2 separate regions of the Homo sapiens genome follow, and region 2 is linked to region 1. Evidence: read pairs that join two places in POLR2A ChIA-PET (ENCODE). Cell type or tissue: Panc1. All regions are shown on one strand. Region 1 overlaps SPG21 (SPG21 abhydrolase domain containing, maspardin). Region 2 overlaps LOC124903508 (a long non-coding RNA gene).

Evidence for each region. Peaks named below come from ENCODE experiments on the same cell type or tissue, not always from the same donor. Only the 100,000 strongest peaks of a DNase experiment are listed, where the experiment ranks them.
Region 2: POLR2A ChIA-PET joins it to region 1 with 5 read pairs; 9 of 35 experiments call an interaction of 5 or more read pairs at or near these places.

What each region holds. Positions count from the first base shown.
Region 1 is chr15:64,978,532-64,983,531 of GRCh38, reverse strand. SPG21 (SPG21 abhydrolase domain containing, maspardin) reads left to right here. Exons shown (of 9, transcript NM_016630.7): 2 at 1-25; 3 at 2,507-2,668. Among named protein-coding and RNA genes, the nearest start is that of SPG21, 8.9 kb to the left of the region's middle. In Panc1, no CTCF peak of the experiment used is centred here; no DNase peak of the experiment used is centred here.
Region 2 is chr15:64,833,111-64,838,110 of GRCh38, reverse strand. It overlaps LOC124903508 (a long non-coding RNA gene), which reads left to right. Exons shown (of 4, transcript XR_007064682.1): 4 at 1,975-2,178. Among named protein-coding and RNA genes, the nearest start is that of PLEKHO2, 6.3 kb to the left of the region's middle. RefSeq lists an enhancer at 478-577. In Panc1, a CTCF peak has its summit at 2,156; a DNase peak (open chromatin) is centred at 2,230; H3K4me3 peaks cover 1,030 bases; H3K27ac peaks cover 1,571 bases.

The DNA of each region.
Region 1 (5,000 bases):
TAGAGGTACAGTTCCCCTTAAAAAGGTATGTATGGTTTTACTATACCTCTTATTTGCAAAATCTTGTATTGTTTTTGTGTGTGATTTAGATGTCATGTCTTAGTAGTGTTTGAGAGTAAAGGTTACTGCCGAGTATCATGACTGTGGGTTGCAGAGGATTAAGTTCACTCCTTCCCTGTCATGTACAGTCAACTTTTGAGACTCATTTTAGAGTGAAAGCAAGTGTAACTGTACTCATTTTTATTTATTTATTTATTTATATTTATTTTTGAGATGGAGTCTCGCTCTGCCGTCCAGGCTGGAGTGCAGTGCACTGCATGATCTCGGCTCACTGCAACCTCTGCTTCCCAGGTTCAAGAGATTCTCCTGCCTCAACCTGCCAAGTAGCTAGGATTACAGGCATGCGCTACCACACTCAGCTAATTTTTGTATTTTTAGTAGAGGCAGAGTTTCACCATGTTGGCCAGGCTGGTCTCGAACTCCTGACCACAAGTGATCCGCCCACCTTGGCCTCCCAAAGTGCTGGGATTACAGGCGTGAGCCACCGCACCCAGCCTGTACTCATTTTTTATAATTGCTTTTACATATACAAGCAAGCAGGTATGTATGTACTCTTCTGTATAGTTTAGTGGAAAGTTTACAGCAACTGTATAGTGAGTACAGTCAGATTATATTCCTGTTCCTCAGATTTAAGAATGGGGTCACATTATAGAGCTTCTGTTTGCAATGACATACTCATTCTGCCACAGTCATCTTCTAGAAGCTTTATTTTCCTGGGATGTTTGAAAACCCAAAACACTTATATTGCAGTTGAGTATTGACTCTGCTTCCCAAATTAATCCCAGATGTTTGGGGATCACACTAGACAAAGGCAGTTCAAGTCACTGAGTAGAGTAAAACCTTTGCTGATTCCCTTGCAGGAGTGTTAGAATCCAGTGATCTTAAGATCTTTTGCAGCTGTTTGTGATGGCTCATGCCTGTAATCCTAGCACTTTAGAGACCTAGGAGGATCATTTGAGGCCAGGAGTTTGAGACCAGCCTGGGCAACATAGCGAAACTCTGTCTCTATAAAAAAATGAAAAAATTAGCCAGGCATGGTGCTGTGCACCTGTAATCCCAGCACTTTGGAAGGCCGAGGCAGGAAGATTGCTTGAGCCTAGGAATTTGAGATCAGCCTGGGCAATATGATGAGACCCTTTCTCTACAAAAACTAGAAAAAATTAACTGGGCGTGTTGGTGCACGCCTGTAGTCCCGGACACTCAGGAGGCTGAGATGGGAGGATTGCTTAAGCCCAGGAAGACAAGCTTGCAGTAAGCTGTGATCGTGCCACTGCACTCCAGCCTGGGTGACAGAGCCAGACCTTGTCTCAAAAAAAAAAAAAAAAAAAAGAAAAGAAAAGAAAAAATGTGAGTGGCAAGATACACAGGACAAAAACATGAGCGTGAGATACATTATCACCATCTGTGACCTGTGGAAGTCCAAAGGGAACTGTTAGGCCTCTCTGGACTTTGCCTTGCTCCATTTATCTGCTCCTAGTGATGCCAGTGACCCTGGTTAGTGTGCTGCCACCCACAGAGTGACACTGTGGAGTCCATAGCCCTGCTAGTGAGGAGCTCTCAGAAAAAAGAGCCTGGAGGCCTTGAGTTTTTTAATATGAAAGTAGAATAAATACTGATTTGCATTGTCAAATGTTTAAGCAGTTAATGTACTTTTCTAAATACCACCAAAAGTGAAAGCAAAAATTAAACTAGGATGCCGTGAATAATAATAATAGCTAATATTTCTAGGACACTTAACATCTGCCAGACTCTGCTGAGCACTTGTCTTACCTCAGCTTGCCTTTTTTTTTTTTAAGAGACAGGATCTCTCCCTCTGTTGCTCAGGCTGGAGTGTTGTTGTATTTTTATTTATTTATTTATGTATTTTAAAGAGACAGGATCCAGGCCGGGCGCAGTGGCTCACGCCTGTAATCCCAGCACTTTGGGAGGCCAAGGCGGGTGGATCATGAGCTCAGGAGTTCGAGACCAGCCTGACCAATATGGTGAAACCCCGTCTCTACTAAAAATACAAAAAATTAGCTGGGCATGAGGGTGTGTGCCTATAATCCCAGCTACTTGGGAGGCTGAGGCAGGAGAATCGCTTGAACCTGGGAGGCAGAGGTTGTAGTGAGCCAAGATCGTGCCACTGCACTCCAGCCTGGGCTACAGAGCGAGACTCTGTCTCAAAAAAAAAAAAAAAAAAGGAGGAGGGGGAAGAAACAGAGAAGCAGCAGCCCTTTGGAAGATTATAAAGTAGTTCTAAGTAGTTCTGTGGAATACGTTAGCCCTGAGGAAAGAAAAGGAGATCAGAGGAGTTTGTCATGCATGCTAATCTGGTGTGAGCTCCAGGTTACCTTGTAACAAACAAGGCAGTAGTAGTAAAATTGTCAGTGAAATGACAGTGTAAAATAACATAAAAAGCAAATTTATAAGGTTTTCCACTTTTTTCTTTTAACCTTCCCTCCAGATTATTGTGGATGATGATGACAGTAAGATATGGTCGCTCTATGACGCGGGCCCCCGAAGTATCAGGTGTCCTCTCATATTCCTGCCCCCTGTCAGTGGAACTGCAGATGTCTTTTTCCGGCAGATTTTGGCTCTGACTGGATGGGGTTACCGGGTTATCGCTGTAAGTATTACTGATTAAAATTCAGACCCACGTTTTGTGTGTTTTTTTTTTTTTATGCTTCTGTCTCTCATCAGCTATAGTAATGGGCACAGTTTGTTTGTTTGTTTGTTTGTTTGTTTGTTTGTTGAGATGGATTCTCACTCTGTCGCCCGGGCTGGAGTGCAGTGGCGTGATCTCTGCTCACTGCAACCTCCGTCTCCCGGGTTCAAGCGATTCTCCTGCCTCAGCCTCCCGAGTAGCTGGGATTACAGGCGCCCGCCACTACGCCCAGCTAATTTTTTGTATTTTTAGTAGAGACGGGGTTTCGCCGTGTTGGCCAGGCTGGTCTCGAACTCCTGACCTCATGATTCATCCACCTCAGCCTCGCAAAGTGCTGAGATTACAGCCACGAGCCACTGCGCCCAGCCAGGCAGTTTTTTTAATTGAGGAAAGATACTGTTTGCTTATTTTAATATGTGAGATGAAGCCTTTTGAAGGAGGCTGGTGTGAGTCCACGGTCACACAGAGATTCAGAGGGAACAAACCTCTTTTGGCAGCCTCTCCATGCCCAGCATTTACGTGCATTCTCTCCTGACGCCCTTCTCTCAACTCAGAGCGGTAGGAAGCGTTGTCCTTCTTTACAGATGAAGAAACTGAGGTCCGGCTCACACAGCCAGTAGTGGTGGAGGGAGGAACTGAGCTCCGTCTCCTGGCTCTGTTTCTGCTCCTCATTTTATCACAGCACTGCTTCCAGGGTTGCTGAGCATGGAATATTAGACAACAAAGGGATTTGCTAACATACAAGTGACTTGAAAAGCTGGCTTTTCATGTAAATCTTTGATATTTGAGGTGAGATTCATTAATTAGCTCATATGTTAGCATTTGGTTAGGAAGTTTTTTTGTTCCTGATTGTTACTTTATAGCTGAGTTTGGTCTAAATCCAGTTTCCCACTGATCATTCTTGAGTCTTCTCTGGGAGAAAGGTGTGTGGGAAAGGCACTCTTCCTGGTGACTGATTTTTTTTTTTTTTTTTTTTTTTGCATGCTTCCACATTGGTCAGGACATTGGTCTCCTAATTTTCCAGGAAGGAGAGAGTCTCTTTAGCTGGCAGTCGCCTGCAGTATTCACTTGTAAGTGGTACTCCCAGTGGGAGTACTGCTGTTAGTGTACGTTTTATTTACTGTTTAAAGGGATGAAAAGGCAGGTCACGTCTCTCCTTTTGGAAGGTAACTGAAAATTCTACTGAGGTTACCACCAACTGAGGCCACACAAAGGAAATCAGTTCCTCTTCCTCCTGAGAGCCCGTCTCTTACTTGAGAAAACAGTTATCATCACTACCTGCTGCTTTTCTCCTGGGTCTTTTCTTCTCTGGCTTAATTTCTCCAGCTTCTTTAACCATTCCTCACGTGACATGTTTGAGCCTCTGCAACATAATCCTCCTTTGTTCAGATTTTCAGTCATTCCTCTTCACAAACAGCATTCTAGAACAGGGTGGGAACTGCCCTCATCCCAGCCCTCTGCAGCCTGAGACATGACACTACCATTTTTGGTGGCCCCTGTTGATCAGCCAGGGAGGGGGAAACCGAGCAACCCATAGGCGCCCGTCCCACTCGGGAGTGCTGTCCAGCAGTGTGTTTCTCGCTCCACAGTGGCAGGTCATGAGAGCCTTGGCTTCTGGCTGGATGTTTCTTCTTCACTCTCAAGGTTCTTGTTGTGCGCTTTCCCTGTTTCATTAGGAGGAGAGTTAATCAAGAAAAGGTCAACAGTGTCTTCAAAATTATTTTGTCATCAAGATGTGATCAGAATGTTCAGCTCCATGAGGTTTTGGAACTTATTTAATATTTGTTAGTATCTAGCAGTTAAAATGCACAGATCTTTTTAATTTAAATTTTTTTGTTGTTGTAATTGTAGATTCACATGCAGTGTAAAAAATAGTAAAGAGAAATATACCTTTTACACATTTCCCCAGTTTCTGCCGAACCTTTGCAAAACTGTAGTACAAAATCACAACCAGGATATTGATATTACTACAATCTACCAATCTCATTCAGGCTTCCCCAGTTCTGCTTGAACTCATTTGTTTGTATGTATTAAGTTGCATATAATTTTGTCACCTGTGTGGGCATGGATATTTATAAATTAAAGACTCCATGAAAGTATCATCCCCTTTCTTTTAGGCTATCATCTGACTCAAATTCTCAAACTTTCTGCTAGGTAGAATCAGTTCCCCATTCTTTCTTGGAATGGTGGAAGTCTTATCCACAAATAGAATTTTAATAATGAAAGTCATACATCAAATCTAAAATGATTCCATAATTCATATGGCAGTATCCATTCCAGTGATTCATCAATA
Region 2 (5,000 bases), 150 kb after region 1:
CAGGAGTTCAAGACCAGCCTGGCCAAGATGGTGAAACCCCGTCTCTACTAAAAATATAAAAATTAGCCAGGCGTGGTGGCAGGCACCTGTAATCCCAGCTACTTGGGAGGCTGAGGCAGAGAACTGCTTGAACCCGGAAGGTGGAGGTTGCAATGAGCCGAGATCGCACCACTGCACTCCAGCCTGGGCGACAGAGTGAGATTCCGTCTAAAAAAAAAAAAAAAATAGAAACTGGGGGAGCCCATTTTTAGATATGGTATGTGTGGTGGGGGAAGCCTTTCTGAAGAGTGGATATTTCAGCTGAGACCTAAATGATGACAAAAAAGACAGCCACACAAAGAGGTGGGGAGGAAGGGGGAGGGCATTTCCTGCAAAGGGAAGAGCAAGTGCAAAGACTCTGGCACAAGAAAGGGCTTTGGGTATTATGAAACATCAAGGAGGCCAGTGTGACAGAAGCTTAGTGAGCAAGGGAGAGCAGTAGGCTTGAGGTCACGGTGCACAGAAGGGGAATTGACTTCAGGCTATGGTAAGGACTGTGGGTTTTATTCTAAGATGAATAGTCTTAGGGAGGCATTGAGGGCTTTTAACTACACCAGCTGCAAAATCTGATTTATACGTCTTAAAAGACCCTACCTTCCAACCTGGGCAACTTAGTGAGCCTCTATCTCTACAAAAAAAATTTTTAAATAAATTAGCCAGGCATGGTGCTGCACACCTTTTAGTCCCAGCTATTTATGAGGCTGAGGCAGGAGGATCGCGTAAGGCCAGGAGTTGGAGACTGCAGTGAGCTACAAGTGCCAGCCTGAGTGACAGAGCAAGACCTTGTTAAAAAAAAAAAAAAAAAAAAAAAAGAGGTCCAGCACTGTGACTCACACCTGTAATCCCAGCACTTTGGGAGGCCGAGGTGGATGGATCACCTGAGGTCGGGAGTTCGAGGCCAGCCTGACCAACATGGAGAAACCCCATCTCTACTAAAAATACAAAATTAGCCAGGTGTGGTGGCGCATGATTGTAATCCCAGCTACTCGGGAGGCTGAGGCAGGAGAATTGCTTGAACCCAGGAGGAGGAGGTTGTGGTAAGCCAAGATTGCACCATTGCACTCCAGCCTGGGCAACAAGAGCAAAACTCCGTCTCAAAAAAAAAAAAAAAAAAAGAAAGAAAATAAAAAAGACAAGAAACATCGGGTTTCAATGGTGGGTTGGATGTGGCAGTTGAAGAAACAAATCAGGGATATGGCGTGGGTTTTTAAATTGAGCCCAAAATGGTGGTGCCATTTACTGAGATGATAAAGAAAGGAGGAAAACAGGCGTATATGGTACTGGGGAAGGAGATTAAAACCTCTGTTTTGGAGAAAGTGAATCTGACATGCCTATTGGCATCCATGTGGAAATCTCAGGAAGACAAATGGGGATATTGTTTGGTGTTCTGGGAAGAAGGGCAGGCTGGAGATAGAATATTGGGAATCATCATGTAGTTGATAATTGAGTCACCAAAGAAGGAAGGAAAGAGGGAGGGAGGGAGAGATGGAGGGAAGGAAGGAAGGAAAGAGGGAGGGAGGGAGGGAAGGAAGAGAGAGAGGATCAGTGAGAGGTCTAATGAGGAAGAGGTGTTAGCAAAGGAGGTTAACATGGAGCAGCCAGTAGACAGGAAGAAACGAGGGGAGTGTGAAGTCGTGGAAGTTAAGAGAGGATCAGCTGTATGAGAGGTTCAACAAAATGAGTGTCCGCTGCCCGGTGATGACAGTGCAAGGTGCCGTCCTGCTCTGGAAACTGGAAGACAGTAAAATAAATACCGTTTCCCGTTCAGCTCTTCTACAGACTGTCCTTGTAAGCTTCGGGCTGCGAAAGCGGGAGGGCAAAAAGCTTGGAGAGAAAGGGTCCTAAGGTGGAAGGGACGGGGCCTTTTGAGTAGTATCACATGAGATAATGCCAAAAATGCATTTTATAACCCCCTCTGTGCTAATGTCATTGTAGCTATTATTAATGAGCCAGGGACTGAACTGAGACCTCTCAATGACAGCGAGCAGATAAGACGTGTGGAAGGATATTCCGAGGAGGAAATTTCAAAATGAAGAAAACCCTTTCCTCTTGAGATCTTGCCTCCAAACCAGGCTTTGGGTTGGGCGAGATCCGAGAGCAGCGTTGCACCTCAATCCAGACTGACCTCACGGCGGCAGCAGGGAGCAGAGTGTCGGGCGGATGCCCAGAACCGCCCGAAGCCGAAGGGGAGGAAGTACAGCCCCAGGAGGTAGGGCTCCCTCTGGCCTCGCCTCCCTACGCCGCGGGCCAATCAGGATGCAGCTGGTAGGCCCACGGCGCGTGGAGCGGGGAGGAGCGAAGACCCGAGGACCTTTAATCCACCACCAGGCAGTGTCTAGTTACATGTTCGATACCTTTCCCTTCAGGGACTTTGTTGCTCAGACAAAATCCTGTGTGGGGAGTACAACCACTTTGAAGAAAGATCTCACAGTTTCATATGAAACTAAATATACAACTACTCTATGACCCAGAATTTCTCACCTAGGTATTTATTCAAAATAAATTAAAACATAAATCCAGGCCGGGCGCGGTGGCTCACGCCCGTAATCCTAGCACTTGGGGAGGCCGAGGTGGGTGGATCACTTGTAACGAGCTCGAGACCAGCCTGGGCGACATGGCGAAACCCCGTTTCTACTAAAAATACAAAAAAATAGCCGGGCGTGGTGGCAAGCGCCTGTAGTCCCAGCTACTCCGGAGGCTGAGGCACGAGAATGGCGTGAACCCGGGAGGCGAAGGTTGCAGTGGGCCGAGATCGCGCCACTGCACTCCAGCCTGGGCGACAGAGCAAGACTCCGTCTCAAATTAAAACATACATCCAGCCGGGCGCGGTGGCTCACGCCTGTAATTCCAACACTTTGGGAAGCAGAGGCGGGCGGATCACCCGAGGTAGGGAGTTCGAGGCCAGTCTGACCAAAACGGTGAAACCCCGTCTCTACTAAAAATACAAAAAATTAGCCGGGCGTGGTGGCACGTGCCTGTAGTCCCAGCTACTCGGGAGGCTGAGGCAGGTGAATCACTTGAACCTGGAAGGCAGAGGTTGCAGTGGGCCGAGATCACGCCACTGCACTCCAGCCTGGGCGAGAGAGCGAGACTCCGTCTCAAAAAAAAAAAAAAAAAAAAAAAAAGATGCTAGAACAAGCTAAACTAATCCATGGTTAAAAATAAAATCAGAACAGAGGTTGTCTAAGGACTGAGAGTGGGGATTGACTGAGAAGGGGCACAAAGGAAGTTTCTAGGTGATGATAATGTTCTTACAATTTCATGCAGTGGAGGAGACTGTCCCCTATCTGTGCTATCCAATGTAATAGCCACTAACCACATGTGGCAATTGAGCACTGGATTTGAGTTTCACTTAGTTTTAATTGATTTAAGTTTAAATTAAAATAGCCACATGTGGCTAGTGGCCACTGTATTGGACAGCACAGTTGTAAATCCTGATAGGGGTTTGGGCTACACAGGTATATTAATTTGCAAAGGTCTTCTAATGATACTCCTAAGACTTATGTGTTTCACTGTATGTGAAGTTTACATTAAACATGTAAACATGGTCCAGCATGGTGGCTCAAGCCTATAATCCTAGCACTTTGGGAGGCCAAGGTGGGCGGTTTGGTTAAGCTCATGAGTTTGAGACCAGCCTGGGCAGCATAGTGAGACCTTGTCTCTACAAAAAATACAAAAGTTAGCTGGGCATGGTGGTGTGTGCCTGTAATCCCAGCTACTTGGGAGGCTGAGGTGGGAGGTTGGCTTGAGCCCAGAAGGCAGAGGTTGCAGTGAGTGAAGATCTTGCCACTGCACTCCAGCCTGTGCAACAGAGCCAGACCCTCTCTCAAAAAAAAAAAAAAAAAAAAAAAAAAATGCTAGGCACAGTGACTAATGCCTGTAATCCCAGCACTTTGGGAGGCCGACGCGGGTGGATCGCAAGGTCAGGGGTTCGAAACCAGCCTGGCCAACATGGTGAAACCCAGTCTCTACTAAAAATACAAAAATTAGCTGGGCGTGGTGGCAGGCATTTGTAATCCCAGCTACTTGGGAGGCCAAGGCAGTAGATTGGTTTGAACCCAGGAGATGGAGGTTGCAGTGAGCCGAGATCGCGCCATTGCACTCCAGTCTGGATGACAGGACAAGACTCTGTCTCAAAAAAAAAAAAAAAAGTAAACATAGCCAGGCATGCACCTGTTGCCCCAGTGACTAGACAGGCTGAGCCCAGAGGGTCACTTGAGCCCAAGTATTTGAGTCCAGCCTGGCAGCAGAGTGAGACTCTGTCTCTAAAAAGATTTTTAAATGTAATTCATTATTATTTTTCTATGAGACAGAGTCTTACTCTGTTGTCCAGGCTGGAGTGCAATGGTATCATCACAGCTCACTGCAGCATTGACCTCCTGGGTTCAAGTCATCCTCTAGCCTCAGCCTCCCAAGTAGCTGGGACCATAGGCATGTGCAACCACGTCCAGCTATTTTTTTTTTTTTTAATTTTTGTAGAGATGGGGGTCTCACCTGGATTCCCAGGCTGGTCAGTAACTCCTGGGCTCAAGTGCCTTGACCTGCCTTGACCTCCCAAAGTGCTGGGATTACTGGCATGAGCTACAACACCTGGCCTTTTTACTTTTAGAAATAAAAAAAAAAAAAAAAGCTGAGCTTGGTGGCTCATGCCTGTAATCTCAGCACTTTGGGAGGTCGAGGTGGCCAGATCACCTGAGGTCAAGAGTTCAAGACCAGCCTAGCCAACAGGATGAAACACGGTCTCTGCTAAAAATACAAGGGTCAGGTGCAGTGGCTCACGCCTGTAATCCCAGCACTTTGGGAGGCCGAGGTGGGTGGATCACGAGATCAGGAGATGGAGACCATCCTGGCTAACACGGTGAAACCCCGTCTCTACTAAAAATACAAAAAATTAGCTGGGCATGGTGGCAGGAGCTTATAGTCCCAGCTACTCGGGAGGCTAAGGCAGGAGAATGGCATGA